Linked DNA regions of Homo sapiens: region 2 is linked to region 1. A link is a contact called in ENCODE Hi-C data. All regions are on one chromosome and are shown on one strand. Each heading gives the region's core, a stretch centred on a gene start or an enhancer-like site at or near the end of the contact. The rest is flanking DNA. Distances are from core to core; before and after follow the strand shown.

Region 1 (7,002 bases), core at 1-2,500:
CAGGTCAGTCAAGCCAACAGAAAATGGTAAATTCACATTTATGGTGTGAACCAAGGCCATCACTAATAAAACTGTAACCTCGCTGGTGGAATACTGAAATATGTCTTGACATCTTTGCAAGAGTTGTAAAGAGAGCCTGGAAAAGAAAAGGAAAGCCCAAGCATTGTTTGCATTTTCTTTTTGCATTTCATTCAGCAAAGACTTTTTAAAAACTTAGTAGAGGGTGATACCAGATGTATTTAGTCTGCAGTATGGCCAGCCTTTAAGTACATGAAGTAATCCCGTCCAAACAGCAGCACAAGTGCCTCAGTTATCTCAGGTAACCAGTTTGGAAACAGCAAGAGGGCTTTGGGTTAAATATCAGAAAATATTCATAAGACACCATAACAACAGAAACAGAGTCGAACTAAAACTTTGTGGCAAAGCCAATATGTAAATCACAGCTGGTGATTTCTGTTAGGAACTTTGGTTTGGGAGGTTTCACAGCTTCATCTCCAAAGCCCCGATTCAAAACCACAATGTTCAGCAAGTCAGTGAGATTTCATGCTTTTATCTGAAACCCAGACCGACAAATGCATCTCTTGATGCAATTCAGGATCTCTGAATCTTCGCTAAAGAACCGAGCTAACCCATGGAACGCAATCTCAAAGCCTTGCTCTTACCCAGAGAAGCACAGTTGCCACTTAAAGGTTCAATAAAAGGAGAGGTAGGGAAATGCCTGCTGCCACAGCCCATTAGTTGCTACATTTAAACCCCTACCACAGTAACCAAATGTGATTGAGGTTTCAGAAGGAAACCTACACGGTATGAAATGTAGCAATCATTGGTCTATAAATATAGGATGTTATTCACTGTCAAGTACTTTCTCTAAAGGAGGGGTAGGGGGAATTCTTACTGCAAAGGTAGGTTGCAAAATTTTTTCACCTAGAAATAATTTAGAAACCGGCTGGGGCACAATCTCATAATGTCTCAGGTGCAAAAAGTTTCTGATGCACCGGAAACAAAAGCTGGCAAAACAAAAGCGACGTCAGTTGTCTCTCTGTTCTACCAATTGAAGCTTGGGTGTAAAAGGAGAATGTTTTTTAAATCCAGGGATTAGTGAGGGACGCTAACCCCTGAACCGGGATTACTGAGGGACAGAGAAAGAAAATGTAGAGGAGGAAAAAGGAACATTTTACAAAAGATTTCCTTCGTAACTACCTTCAGACCCCGGGGCTGCAGAAAGGAGTAGGCGGCTGCGGTGTCCTGGGCCCTGCGCGTCCACGCGTGGGAGGCGAGGCCAAGGCTGCCAGGAGGCGCTCCCGCACCCCAGGTGCGCTCCTCCAAGGAGGCCCACCCGCCTCCGCTGGCCCAGTTTTCGCTGTTTTCTCGGCGCACCACGGCGCCTGCAGTTAGTAGGCAATCCATCCCCCCGAGCTGCAGCGAGTTAAGCTGCAGGCCTTTTGTAACGGCCTCAGGTGTGAGCTGCCGCAAGCCCCCCCCACCCCCACCCCCGACCAGAGGATCACCGGCCCGGCCGAGAGGACTAGGAGCCAGGTGTGCGAGGCCGAGGGATCCACGCCGTTCCCGCCCAGCGCCCCCTGGGTTATTAGGCCTCGCTCCCCCACACAGCCCAGCTGGTAGCGAGGCCGGAATCAGGGCCCTCCGTCGGAGCTCCCACCTTTAAAAGAACGCGTCCAGAGGGCGGAGCCAGCTTAAAAGCGGGTCGAGACATTCACCTGTGGTTAGGCAAAGACACGAGAGAAATAGTTAATTCCTCAGGTGCCCCAAATCACAATAGAGCTCGGGAAGGAGGAACAACTTGACAGAGAAAAGAGGACAGGACATTGATCAGGGAAGATGTCTGCAGAGCTTGAGGTTGGGGGATTGGGTTCCAACCAGGGAAGGTAATTCTGCAAAATTGGAACACACAGGCCCTCTGTCTGTAGGCAAGTCTGACAAAGGGCACAATCCAGGAAATGGAATCGAGATGCGTCCCCTGCCTCTCAGCCTACTGACCCACTTTCCTCCGGCTACGTCTCCCCCAGATCCATGCCCCTCCTTAAATCTTCCTGCTAGCCCAGAGGGAGGAAGGATGAGGCCTGGGGATCACAATGTAGGTGGAACGAGAAACCTGGGTCTGTTTGACAGTTTCAGAAGCAAAGAAGCGTCTCTCTCTTTCCCAAAAAAAAAATCCTTTCTGAGCCCCCCTCACTCAGTCCCACCATACATACATACACAATGCACCTGAGGAGACCTCCAACTCCCTGTCAAGGAGGCTGAATTTCTACACGTAGTCGCTCATTTTGTTTAAAGCGCAGAAAACATCTGCACCTAATAAAAGATGTTAGTGTGCCATTCTAGAAAAGAGAAGCCTTTGATACATTCTTTGGTGTTAATGCTGCGGCATGAAGTATTTTCCCAGATTGCAGTCTGTTATCTGAATGGGGCAAAGATTCCCTAAGTGAAGGGAATATTGAAAGAAAGTTCTGGAGCATGCAATCCTGTCCAGTTGAAGTACTGCAGGAAAAGGAAGCACGCACACACATATGTACACAAATGCACACTCATACAGGCAAATCCTCCATGACTGTGCCTCAGAATCACCTTATTCAATTGACAGAAGCACAGTGTGACTACCATACTTTTGTTACATCCATGAAGTGTGTGTAAAGAAACACAAGTCACACGATCCTTGGCTGGCATGGCTGCCTCTGCCCTGCAAGTGCCCATGGCCACAGGGAGTTGCAATGGTACCAGCATGGGCTTTGCATTAAGTATATTTAGGTTTGAATCCTAATTCTCGCACCTTCTGACACAACCACCTGAATTCAAGTTCTGGTTCTTGCTCTCAGAAGCTGTGTGGTCTTGGGCAGGTGACCTGACTTCCCTGCCTCTCTGTTTCCTCATCTGCAGTGAGTGTAGTAACCTCAGACAATCCATGCAAAGCACTTAGCGTGGTGCCCGCCACGTGCTCAATAAAAATGAACTATCATCACTTCAATTATTAACCATTAGATTTTGGGTAATTTTCCTGCTCTCAGCCTCAGATTCCTCATCTGTAACATGGAGATGATCTTATCTACTTTGACAGGAATATTATGCAGGTTGAAGGAGATATTATGTAGGAGAGTTAGGGAGCACTCAACAGATGACAGCAGTGATGGTGATTAGGAGAAGGAGGATGAGGATGATTTTGACGTTAAATATGTTCAAGCCAAGCCAGAATATTCACAGGTACCAGCCCAAGCCCACCCGTTAACAGGAAAGGTAAGCACCCATTCACCCCTGCCTGCCCCTGGATGGTGACAATATTTGTCTCATCAGGTGGATTCTCTTTGGCCTAATTAGTTTTACGCAATTAGGTCTGAAACTACATATGATATAACCCAAATTCAGGGAATCTCAGCTATTTAATTGTTTCTTTCCTTTTTCCCTTTTCTCTAAGCTCTGATGTAAGGTAGTGTCTCAGGTAATTGACTCATCTGCCCGTATTTGTTCATTACAGCTGTTGCTAGGAAGTTATTATGTAAATGGCCCTGCTCCTCAATCTCCATTATGCTTTCTTCTTGTTATTGTGAGATGGAATTAAGTGCTAGCCCTGTATTGAGTTTTTATTAGAGTCTTTTTATACTTTCTTATTTTTCTCTCCTCCTTTATCAGTCCCTTTAGAAGTTAATCCTTTTAAGGACTTTAAAGAAGATGCAGAAATTCTTGAGCACCTTGGTGGGGAAGGGGGCTGGATTTCAAAGTGGGTTGAGCCTCTCCTTCTTCATTGTGTTGATATTTAGTACCTGGCTTCTTTAATTTTCAAAAAAAAATCAAATTTAAAACATCATCATGCTCCTATAAGCTTCACTACTTCTGATAATCAAATAGCAGGTTTCAACTTGACACATGGATAGGGTAGCAGTGTGCCACGTTCATTACCATCCCTTCTACTGGATTAGGTAACTGAGTCTAATAAAGATAAAAAGCTTCCAAGATAAAAGGAAAAAACAAACACTAGTACCAAAAGTAAACAATAAATTAAATAACTAGCACAAAACCAATTTGGAAATATAGGATTAGGATGTTGCTTTATTTTTTTGCCACATTGCAAAAGATATTTGTTACATGTTCCAAAGTGCAGAGTCAATATAATTTTCACCCCCTAAAGGTATACCGCACATGTATGAAGATTTCAAAACCAGCCCAGCAGGATTTCCAACAAATGGAAAGTGAAGTTGCACATTTCATTTCAGATACCTGTTTCTAAATCATTGATTTTTGTAGAAATGTCACACTGTACTGAAGAGAAGTCTCTCTTTCTCAATAAGCATACAGCCAACTTCCCAGAAAATGCCAACGTTTTTAGTTAAGACAGAAAGCTTCAGAAAAGCCCATGAAATTCAACTCACTCTCCCACCTTATGCACACAATATCCAGCGACTTCAGTTACACACCAGCCTTCATCCCTGCACTTCAGGGGGAGTTTTAAGCCTAAAACAAGGAGTGAATTGGCCCTACCCCTGCTGAAAATTTGTGGGAAGAACAGTGGGAATCAACTACTTACTCTTTAGTTTCAATACACAGAGGAGAAAGGGTTAGACTTATTGCTCAGGGTAATAAGGTCAAAGCTGTAAGGGGTAAAAAGACTGCAGGTTTACACATGTAGTTTTATTTTTCACGATGCTTTAACCTTCAAGCCAAATCTTCAAAGACTAGAACCAGCACTCTAAGAATAGAACACATGTTCAAATTCAGTGTCTCCACCAAAACTATGTACATTTAACTTAAAAGAAGAGATGATGGCTGGAAAACAAATAGAGGAAACAAGAATGAAAAATTCTAGATAAATGTTGAATCTGAGTAAAGTGTCTATAAGGGTTCATTATTACTATTTTCACTATTAATACTTTTGTGTGTGTTTGAGAATTTTCGCAGTGAAGTATTTCATGGAGTCCCTCTTACTCAAAGAAGATTGGGAATCACTAGACCAGAGGGTAGAACGGTGACTCAGCCATTTATCTCGTGGAGGAAGGCAAGAATAGTTCCACTGAATAGTGCTTACATTTCTCTGAGGCTCTTGGGCATCAGCATAAAGATGTTCAATGTTCTTTGGTTAAGAGGACCATCCTTCTCAAGAATCATGGTGGCGGATTATGACTTCTCCCCCCTGAAGGCTGAGCTCAATGTGCTTATTGGCCTAATGTCAGTTTTAGAAAAAACTGGGGAGAAGACCTTTGACTGTGGCTAACTATACACAACACAAAGCTTGATGTGGGGTGAATAAAACAGGCAGCAGGGGTAGAGACAGGCAGTAATTTCATAAATGCACTAAAGTGCTAGAGGTGCTATATTAGAAGGAATAGTGGGGTACAGACAAGACAGGGAATCAGAAAAAGTTTCCTAAAGGAGGTGAATCTCAGCAACTTCCTGCACAGCCTGCTGTACAGTCCACAATTCCCAGTCCATTGTAGGTGGTAAGTACTTATTGAATGTTATTGAACACTGTCACCACTCTTTCTTAAAAATTGTCCGTGGCTCAACTCTAAACACAAAATGAAATCCAAATTCTTCAGCCAGTCACTCAGGGCCCTTCATAGCCAGACAACATCCTCCTTTCCAATCTATCCAGACTTATCTCCTGCAATCCCATCTGATATAGTCTGGCTCTGTATCCCCACCCAAATCTTGTCTTGAATTGTAATCAAAATTGTAATCCCCAAGTGTTTGGGAAGGGACCTCATGGGAGGTAATTAGATCATGAGGCAGTTTCCCCCATGCTGTTCTCATGATAGTGATAGTGAGTTCTCATGAGATCTGATGGTTGTATAAGGGGATTTTCCCCCCTTGGCTCTGCATTTCTCTCTCCTGCCGCCATGTGAAGAAGAAAGTGTTTGCTTCCCCTTCCATCATGATTGTCAGTTTCCTGAGGCACCCCACCCCAGCCATACAGAACTGTGAGTCAATTAAATCTCTTTCCTTTATAAATTACCCAGTCTTGGGCAGTTCTTTATAGCAGCGTGAGAACAGATTAATACACTATCTCTGCCTCCAGTCAATCTCAGGGAGCTCATTTCTCCAAACTTCCCTGAACCCTGATAACTCAGCATGTCCAGGTTGCATCTGTGCCCAGCCTAGCACCTCCAAAAGTGAGAGGAAAAGAGAAAGATGCAGGTCCTGAGGTGAGGCCAGGTGGATGCCATTTGCAGCAACAGGGAGAGTCAGGGAGGACGAGTGGCTTCTGCTATAGAACCTCACCAAAAAGTAGGCAAGTCTGTCAATAGTTAAGAAAAATGTTTTCCATTATAAGGCCTCTGCACCCAGATAAAATCCTCCACAATCAGTTCCACAGAGGGAATGCTGCCCTACTTAAAGAAAGGTTTTCTGAAACATTTCTGAATCAGGAGTTCCTAAGTATTCACATGTAGAGTTTATTTTATGTCCTCCAGATCCAAAATACTGTCTCGGTTTTCATTCCTCCAGAAGCAAATGCTAATACAAGGATTTGGGTACAATTAAGTGATTTGGGAGGTGCCCATAGCCTTGCAGGGGAAGGGGCACATCAGACAGAGAAGGAAAGAAGCCAATAAGGAGTGTGTTGTGGAGCAGGTGACAACTGCAGGCAATGGGACCTTAATCCCACTGAGGAGCTCGAGACATTCCATTTAATCTCAGCTCAAGCTGAGACTATCCCATGGGGTAAAGTAGCTGTGATAATTATCTACCAAGTACTGTCAATCATTGGTTGATAACATAAGGAGGGGAGAGTCATCTGGGTTCTGCAGTGGGCCTGTCCTCCTCCCCATGCAGGGCCTCACAGCTCTGGTAGCCAGAGAAAACCTTCAGGCAATGAGGTGTAAGTGTGGGAGGTGGAAGCCAGGCCAGCATGCCTGGAAATTGTAAGTGCTGTAGGGATCTGAACAGTTTATTTTGATGCACTCCCTCAGGTTTATACACACACATATGTAAATCTGTGAACTCATGTGTATTAAACTCTAAAGTTGAAAAAAGTACTACAATGATATCATCTTAATA
Region 2 (7,002 bases), core at 1-2,500, 1.2 Mb after region 1:
GAATTGTGCCAAAAAAATTATCTCCCGACATTGCCAAATGTCCCCTTGGGCACAAAGTCACCCCCAGTAGAGAACCACTGCTGTAATGTGAACTGAATTTGTGAGGGCTGAAGGGACCGTCCGCCTAGGAGGGGATCAGGAGGGATTAATCACGGGAGGCCTCTGGAGGACAGAGATGCACGCTGGATTCACAAGACACGCAGGCCATGAATGGCCGGAGGAGGCGGTACTGGGATGCGGGGCGGCAGAGACCAGGAGAAGGGAGGTGTTATTTTACAAACTAGCGACTGAACAGGAAAATATGGGGACCCCAGCTAGATGTCTTCAGCTGCCAAGCGTGGCGTACTCGGAGTAATTAGTGGATTTGGTTCGTGTTGTGGTGGGTCATAGCTGCACAAGGCAGGCGTCAGCAGGCAGGAAAGCAGAGCCAGCAGAGAGGACAGGGGTGGGGGGTGGAGGGTGGGAAGGGGGGATGGCCAGCACCCCACAGCGCTCGCTGTCCCCGGGCCCCATGTGTGTGTGTTCCACATGCCCATCAGTCCTCTCGGCAGCCCTCTAAGCCAGAGGCTACTGTGATTCCCACTTTACAGCTGGAAAAACTGAGGCACGCAAAGGACGAGTAACTCCCAAAGCCTCTCAACTAGTAATCAGCAGAGCACAGCTCAAAGGCCTGCCTGGCCGCTGAGCTCATGCCCTCACTGTGCTGTTTGGTAGGGGTTAAGGCAGTGCCAGGGGATGGAGCTCCTGTCGCCAGCAGGCGGAACGGGTCTCGAATCCAGGCAGTCAAACAAGGTTTGAAAGGAATACAAATGCCTACCCTAATTGACAGCACAGTCAGGAGCACGTACAGAGTGAGACTGAACAAGAAAGCCAGAGATGGAGTCCAGGGAGACAGCTCAGAGCCGAGGCCCCGGGGCTGGAACAGGGGACACGAGGCTGGTGTTGAAGCAAAGGCTGGAGCAGAGTGACAGGTGGGGACAGAAAGGGGAAGAGATGGCTGCCACCAGCTGAAGGACAGGCCCGGGCGGGTTCCAGGCGAGCTGAAGAGTGCTGACTCTGGTGGAGAAGCCAGTGAGAGGTGGGGCTGATGAGGAGGAAGAGTTGCGGGCACTGAGGGGCTCGGGTTAGAGATGAGGCCAGGCCTGTATCAGGGAACTGGAGCGCAGAGGGATCCCTCCAAGAGACACTGAGGGAGGACTCAGTCCTCTTTCTCCACGAGGGAAAGGCCGAGAGCCTGGACCAGACCATGCCACTCCGGGCTGTGTCCTGGGGAGGCCGCTCAGCCCTCCAGCTGCAGTCACCTTCTCTGAACCAGGGGCAAAATAGCACCACCTGAACTGCCGGGCTGCTCGGAGAATGACATGAAATATTGCACCTGCGGGCCTAGCACAGCCTCTCGCACGCTGTAGCAGGAGAGGAGGATTTGCTAGTGGTGACTAGGTCAGGGCAGAGTGGGAAATTGCAGCCAAATTAAACAGAGGGGCAGGGCCAGCACCACGGGCGGGCAGAGGACCTGTGCCAGGCTGGTGGCTCTGGGAGGGTTCTGCCAGGCGTCAGGATTGGTAGGGGTGCCTGTTCTGATAGAAGGGAAAAGAAACTTGACTTTTGCCATGTTAGGATTTTAGTCTCCAATGGCTCATCCTATAATATATATGGATTTTATAGACATGGACAGAAAGTGCACAGTTGATTTTCACATTCGGCAGAGGTGAGTCGTTGGTTAGATGTGTCCAGCATGCGTTAGATGGAAGAATGAGATGAAAACAAAACGTTATTTTAGGGGCAAGACTTTGGTTGTCCTTATTTGCAAATTTAGCTCTAAGAATAACTTCAAGACAAGGAAGGGGTTTGTGGTCCACCTCTTGTCAGCTGGGTCCATTGCTATCTGCAGACTTCCTCGTTTCATTTCTGTAACCACTGAGAGGAGTGTGAGCAATAGATGGCTCTCAGCTCAGTGCTCCCAAGCAAATAGACTAGCAAAGGAATGGCGGCCACTCCCCTGTGGGAGGCCCATGCTGTGCAATCCGGGCAGAGTACTGGGGACTGCTCTCACTTCCGTCACCCTTATTGGGATAAATAGTGAATTTCCCCTGATTTCCAATGAATGATTTTGATTGGCCAAGCCAGCGCTGTCCAGTAGTCTATAATGTGAGCCACACATGCAAGCCACACATGGTAAATTTTCCAGCAGCCACTGTATAATAGTAAAAAGAAGCAGGTGAAGTTCACTTTAATAGTATGTTTTATTTAGCCCAGTTATTGGGAGTATGATCATTTGAAAAGTAATCAATATGTAAAGATATTTAAAGTATTGAGATATGTTACATTCTCTTTTTTTGTACTAAATCTTTGAGATCTAGCCACAATATGTGTGCCCAAGAGCCCCCTGCAGACAGTGGCCAGCACCTTGGACAGCATAGATCTAAACTCCTCAACCGACATGCTGCCATTCCCAGAAATGGCTGATAATTACTCTGAGCCAGGTGACATTCATGTCCCCCTGATCCCCTTTTGACAGATGCCTGGTATTCTGATGGTTCATTTCTGACCTGGCTAGTCTGCATTACACAGGGAAACTGTTCAAGAGCCATGGATCACCCAGAGCGCCCACAGGTAGGCCGTTCAGTGACAAGAGTAGCCAATCGAGAGGGCTGACACCCAGCTGTTACCAAGTCTAGAGGAAAACAAAACTAATGACTCTGGTGCAAACATGGAATCCAATTTTGTGGAGAGGAGGAATTTCTAATATAAGAAAAGCAATGGCCCATCAGTAAAGAAAGATTGGATTCAGGCAAAAGCAATGAAAGACTCAGAATTGTGTTTTTGGTTTTATGTCTTCTGTTTGGGATCCTCATTTCAGGCCCTTATGATTCTGTTTTTCCACTTGACAGTGCACAGGGTGGTTGTAAGGAGTCATTACTAAAACAAAAATGATTGGGATGGCATTTTGCAAAAATCACCAAGTGAACTTTGGTGGTAAAAAAAAAAAAGCAAACAAACAATAAAACAAAGTTCAAGTAATGTAGATCAGAGATTCCTCTTCCCTGCTGTAGGAACTTTCTAGGGGAGAAGCATCTGGAAGCAGGACTTGCAGGCACAGCTGCTCAGCCCCCAACCTCGGAGGGTGGATTTCCCCCCAGCTCTCTAATACAAATGAAAGTGAGCCCTTTGAGTCTAATCACACTTCCCAACTCTTACAGCTCAAAACACACAAACAATGAGCTTTTTCAAGCTCCCCATGAAGCTCTGCCGAGATAAAAGCAGTTAACAACCACTCTTCCATGATGATAAATGGTTGTTGGTTTTCTTTAATCAATATTTTAATAACTATTTGCACACTTTGACAATTATGACTACAGAGAGACTGATGGTGATTACAGAAGCAGATTGCAAAGGTGATTCACGAGGATGTGGTGGTCGGCCATCTCTCTGGGACAAGTGGGCTTTAGCCGGGAACCTGCTGCCCCACAGGCTTCTGAAGCAGGTGTACTGTAGCTATTGCGTGGGCAGCTGATGTGGCAACAGTCGGCCCCGCTTCCTGGCTGACGCGCTCTTCTCCAGGACAGCTTTGCTCCCCAGCAAGTGCAGCAAAAATTCACTCCAGAATCAGTCACTTGCCTCTTTCCGTGGGCATGACTTTAGAGCCATTGGCTTTAGAGCTGAGTTGGCCACCACCCTGTGCCTGCATGAGTGGAAAGAATCCGCTCAAGCTGGAACTGCCCTCAGGTCTCCCAAGGAGAGCCCAGCCACCCTGCCATCTTGAAGGGCATCTTCCTGGAATAACAGCATGCTCATGTTTCCTGGCACTTCTTCTCATTCTCAGTTAAAGACATACTCCATTCATTGTTTTCACTGTTTTGTTTTTCCCCACTTCAAGCTCCAGGTTGTCATGAATACTATTTTGGAGTTGGACCCATTATAAATGTTTTGTCCAGAAAAGAGTCTGGAAGGAAAGCTCTGAAACGTCTGGATTTACAGAGAGAGAATTAGGAGCTGTCTTTCTACATTGTGTCAAGTTTTAGAAATAAACATGAAGAACCAAAATAATAAAATGATGGAAAAAATTCACTGTGAAAGAAGTTGAAATAGGCCCCCATGGACAGGGCTGCAGGGAGCAAAATAGAAACCTTACTTGAAAATAAACATGAAGATGTTCATGATAGAGTTATTTATAATAGTGTAAAGGAAGTAGAAGCAATTTCTATGCATACCAGGAGGGAAATGGATACACGAATTACACTATACGTCTATGATGAATTACACTATACCTTTCCACTCATGCAGGCACAGGGTGGTGGCCAACTCAGCTCTAAAGCCAATGGCTCTAAAGTCATGCCCACGGAAAGAGGCAAGTGACTGATTCTGGAGTGAATTTTTGCTGCACTTGCTGGGGAGCAAAGCTGTCCTGGAGAAGAGCGTGTCAGCCAGGAAGCGGGGCCGACTGTTGCCACATCAGTTGCCTACACAACAGCTACAGTACACCTTCTTCAAAAGCCTGTGGGGCAGCAGGTGCCCGGCTGAAGACCACTTATCCCAGAGAGATGGCCAACCACCACGTCCTCGTGAATCACCTTTGCAATCTGCTTCTGTAAACGCCACGTTGTTAGAACGTCTTAAAATATTGATATCAAAGATATCTAATGGCTTATAAAAGTTATCCTTATACAATTTCAATGAAAATATGCAAAATACAAAATTGGATGTACATTGGGATCTTAATATATATAGGAATTATAAGGAAATATAAACAAGTTTTTTTTTGTGATTGGACTGGCAAGTAATTTTAGTTTTTTTCTCTGTACGTTTCTGATATTCCCTATGATGAGCATGTGTTACCTTTATAATTAGAAGAAAAAAAATCAGTAAATGTCATTACATAAACTCTAGCATTAATAGATATGCATTCAGCAAACATTTATTAAGCAGTACTTCTTACTCATTGCCTTGGCCTTGGCAAATCACGAATTCTCTCTAGGGGCTTTGTGTTTTCATCTGGATAATGGGATCCCACGGCCTTGCCTGACTCACAGAAGCATTATGAGGAACGGATGCATTAACCTGAAGAAGCTGTGAAAATAGCAGATTGCTTATCCAAGCACAACATTATGAGGCGTGGCGTGTCTAATCACGAACCCACTAGAACATGAGAAAGAAGAAATTGAACAAGACTGTAATGAGTTGTTTGGAATGGAAGCCCATAAGAAACTAAAACCAAAAAATAGTCAGCATTTAAATGCAGAGTGCAGAAGGACATTTCGGGGAGCCCAGGTCCTCAGAGCGTGGGGGTGTTAGCTGCCCTGTGCAAGGCGGTCCTTTATTGGAAATCGCCTCAGAGAGCATTGCTGAGTGTGGCTTCTTGCAACTACACCTGAGAACGACATTCACTCTGCTTCATTGAAAACAATCTATCCCGTGTGTGGAAGAAGCATGCCTTGCTGGGGTCAGGGCCAGGGACAAAGCTCAGAGGCCATGCTGAGTTTTCATCAAACACCTGCTGAGCAGCTGGCACGTGCCAGGACACGGTCTAGGCTGAAGGCTGCCATCGTAGTGCAGAATAGAATCCCGTGGAGGTTGGAAATGTTTACCTGCTTGCTTTTTTTCTTACCGTGTGTATTATTTTCAGTAATAAAATGTATACATATACAAGTGAGCACCTTCCCCTGGAAATTCTGACTCAGCAGGTAGAGTGTCCGACGGGCGCGCATGTGAGACCTGCTGTCCCGGCGCTCAGATACACATGGGGGACAAAAATGACAAAGCAGCCACCCTCAGTTTATAATTAGGAAACAGAAACTATACACGCACACCTGGCACAGAGCAGGTGCTCTCACCCAGACCTCTTGAATTGTTGAGTTGAATTTATTTATTTATTTGAGATGGAGTTTCACTGTTGTCACCCAGCCTGGAGTGCAGTGGCGTGATCATGGCTCACTTTAACCTCCACCTCCTGGTTTCAAGTGATTCTGCCTCCACCTCCCAAGTAGCTGGGATTATAGGTGTGCACCACCACACCCGGCTATTTTTTGTATTTTTTGTAGATAAGTGGGGTTTTCACCATGTTGGCCTCCCAAAGTGCTGGGATTACAGGTGTGAGCCACTGTGCTGGGCCCTGAATTTAAAAGTTAAACGCAGAATACATAGATGTTCTCAGAGGGTTAGATACTTTTTTTCCCTTAGTATCTGAGGTTTTTGTGGGTTCAGTGAGAAACCTGGGTGTTTATAACATATAAACAAAATGATTTCAGTTCCTCAACTCACACAGCTTTTCACAGGGAAGGGGCAGAAGATGCAGCTTGAAGGTATCCAGAAAACATGTGTGGGGCAGTCAGACGGAGCAGCTGCAGCCTGGGGGCGTAGGGGCTGTGGGGACCTGCAGTAGCCTGGTTGGCAACCATGAGAAGAGAGAGGAAGGGCCTATAAGTCAGTCCATCTGTGACCACAACACCCACAGCCCTGGGCAATGAAGGGCAGAAGTGGGGACCAGGGATGCCCAACTGGGGTTTAGCCGTGAGAACAGCTGGTGCAGCCTCAGAGAAGGCGCTGCAGAAGCTCCCAGGGTGGACGCTGGGACTCCTGGGCCAGAAGCTCTGTGAGCGTGGCGAGGGGTCTCTGCCTTGTTCCGCTGTCCCTGGCTGGCCCCTCATTTTCTGTTGGTGGGGCCAGGGCTGCTGCTGGGCTCTCCATGCGATTCTCTAGGCAGATTTGGGGTGGGGGCTCCCGAGAGGGTCTGTGAAGACTACCACTTCTCCAGGTACAGAGAGGGAGGGGACCCTAAGCTGCTGCCTCTCGCTGAGGTCAGCAGACACTCGATGAGCCACCTGAGCAGCTCATTCGCAGGCAGGTTCCAGGCCCAGTCCTGAGCTCACCACCCAGAGTCTGTTGGAGACAGGACCTGGGAATCTGCATCTAGCACAGTAATGTTTGAGAGTCACTGACTTAAAATATCCTCACATATATAGGGAGCGTTTTATGTGTGTGAAGTGTAGTGCTGTGGAGAGGGGC

Evidence for each region. A loop is a pair of places that touch in the nucleus more often than their neighbours do. Pooled maps may share reads with other maps.
Region 2: a pooled map shows a loop between it and region 1 (6-fold over the local background). The contact joins two enhancer-like sites. A Hi-C loop is called at or near these places in 6 of 37 single-sample maps with no recorded cell type and 6 of 50 pooled maps.

Annotation. Positions count from the first base shown.
Region 1 is chr6:156,395,706-156,402,707 of GRCh38, forward strand. No RefSeq gene overlaps it. Among named protein-coding and RNA genes, the nearest start is that of SNORD28B, 20 kb to the left of the region's middle. RefSeq lists a silencer at 469-518 and enhancers at 800-1,330, 1,331-1,860. Within about 2 kb of position 1,251, at least 6 of the 41 ENCODE cell types and tissues checked have a DNase peak (open chromatin) inside an H3K27ac peak, as active enhancers do.
Region 2 is chr6:157,555,806-157,562,807 of GRCh38, forward strand. The region is part of intron 2 of ZDHHC14 (zDHHC palmitoyltransferase 14); the gene reads left to right. Among named protein-coding and RNA genes, the nearest start is that of MIR3692, 30 kb to the left of the region's middle. RefSeq lists enhancers at 906-1,215, 914-1,699, 5,603-5,732, 6,010-6,983, 6,093-6,172 and 1 more. Within about 2 kb of position 1,251, at least 5 of the 41 ENCODE cell types and tissues checked have a DNase peak (open chromatin) inside an H3K27ac peak, as active enhancers do.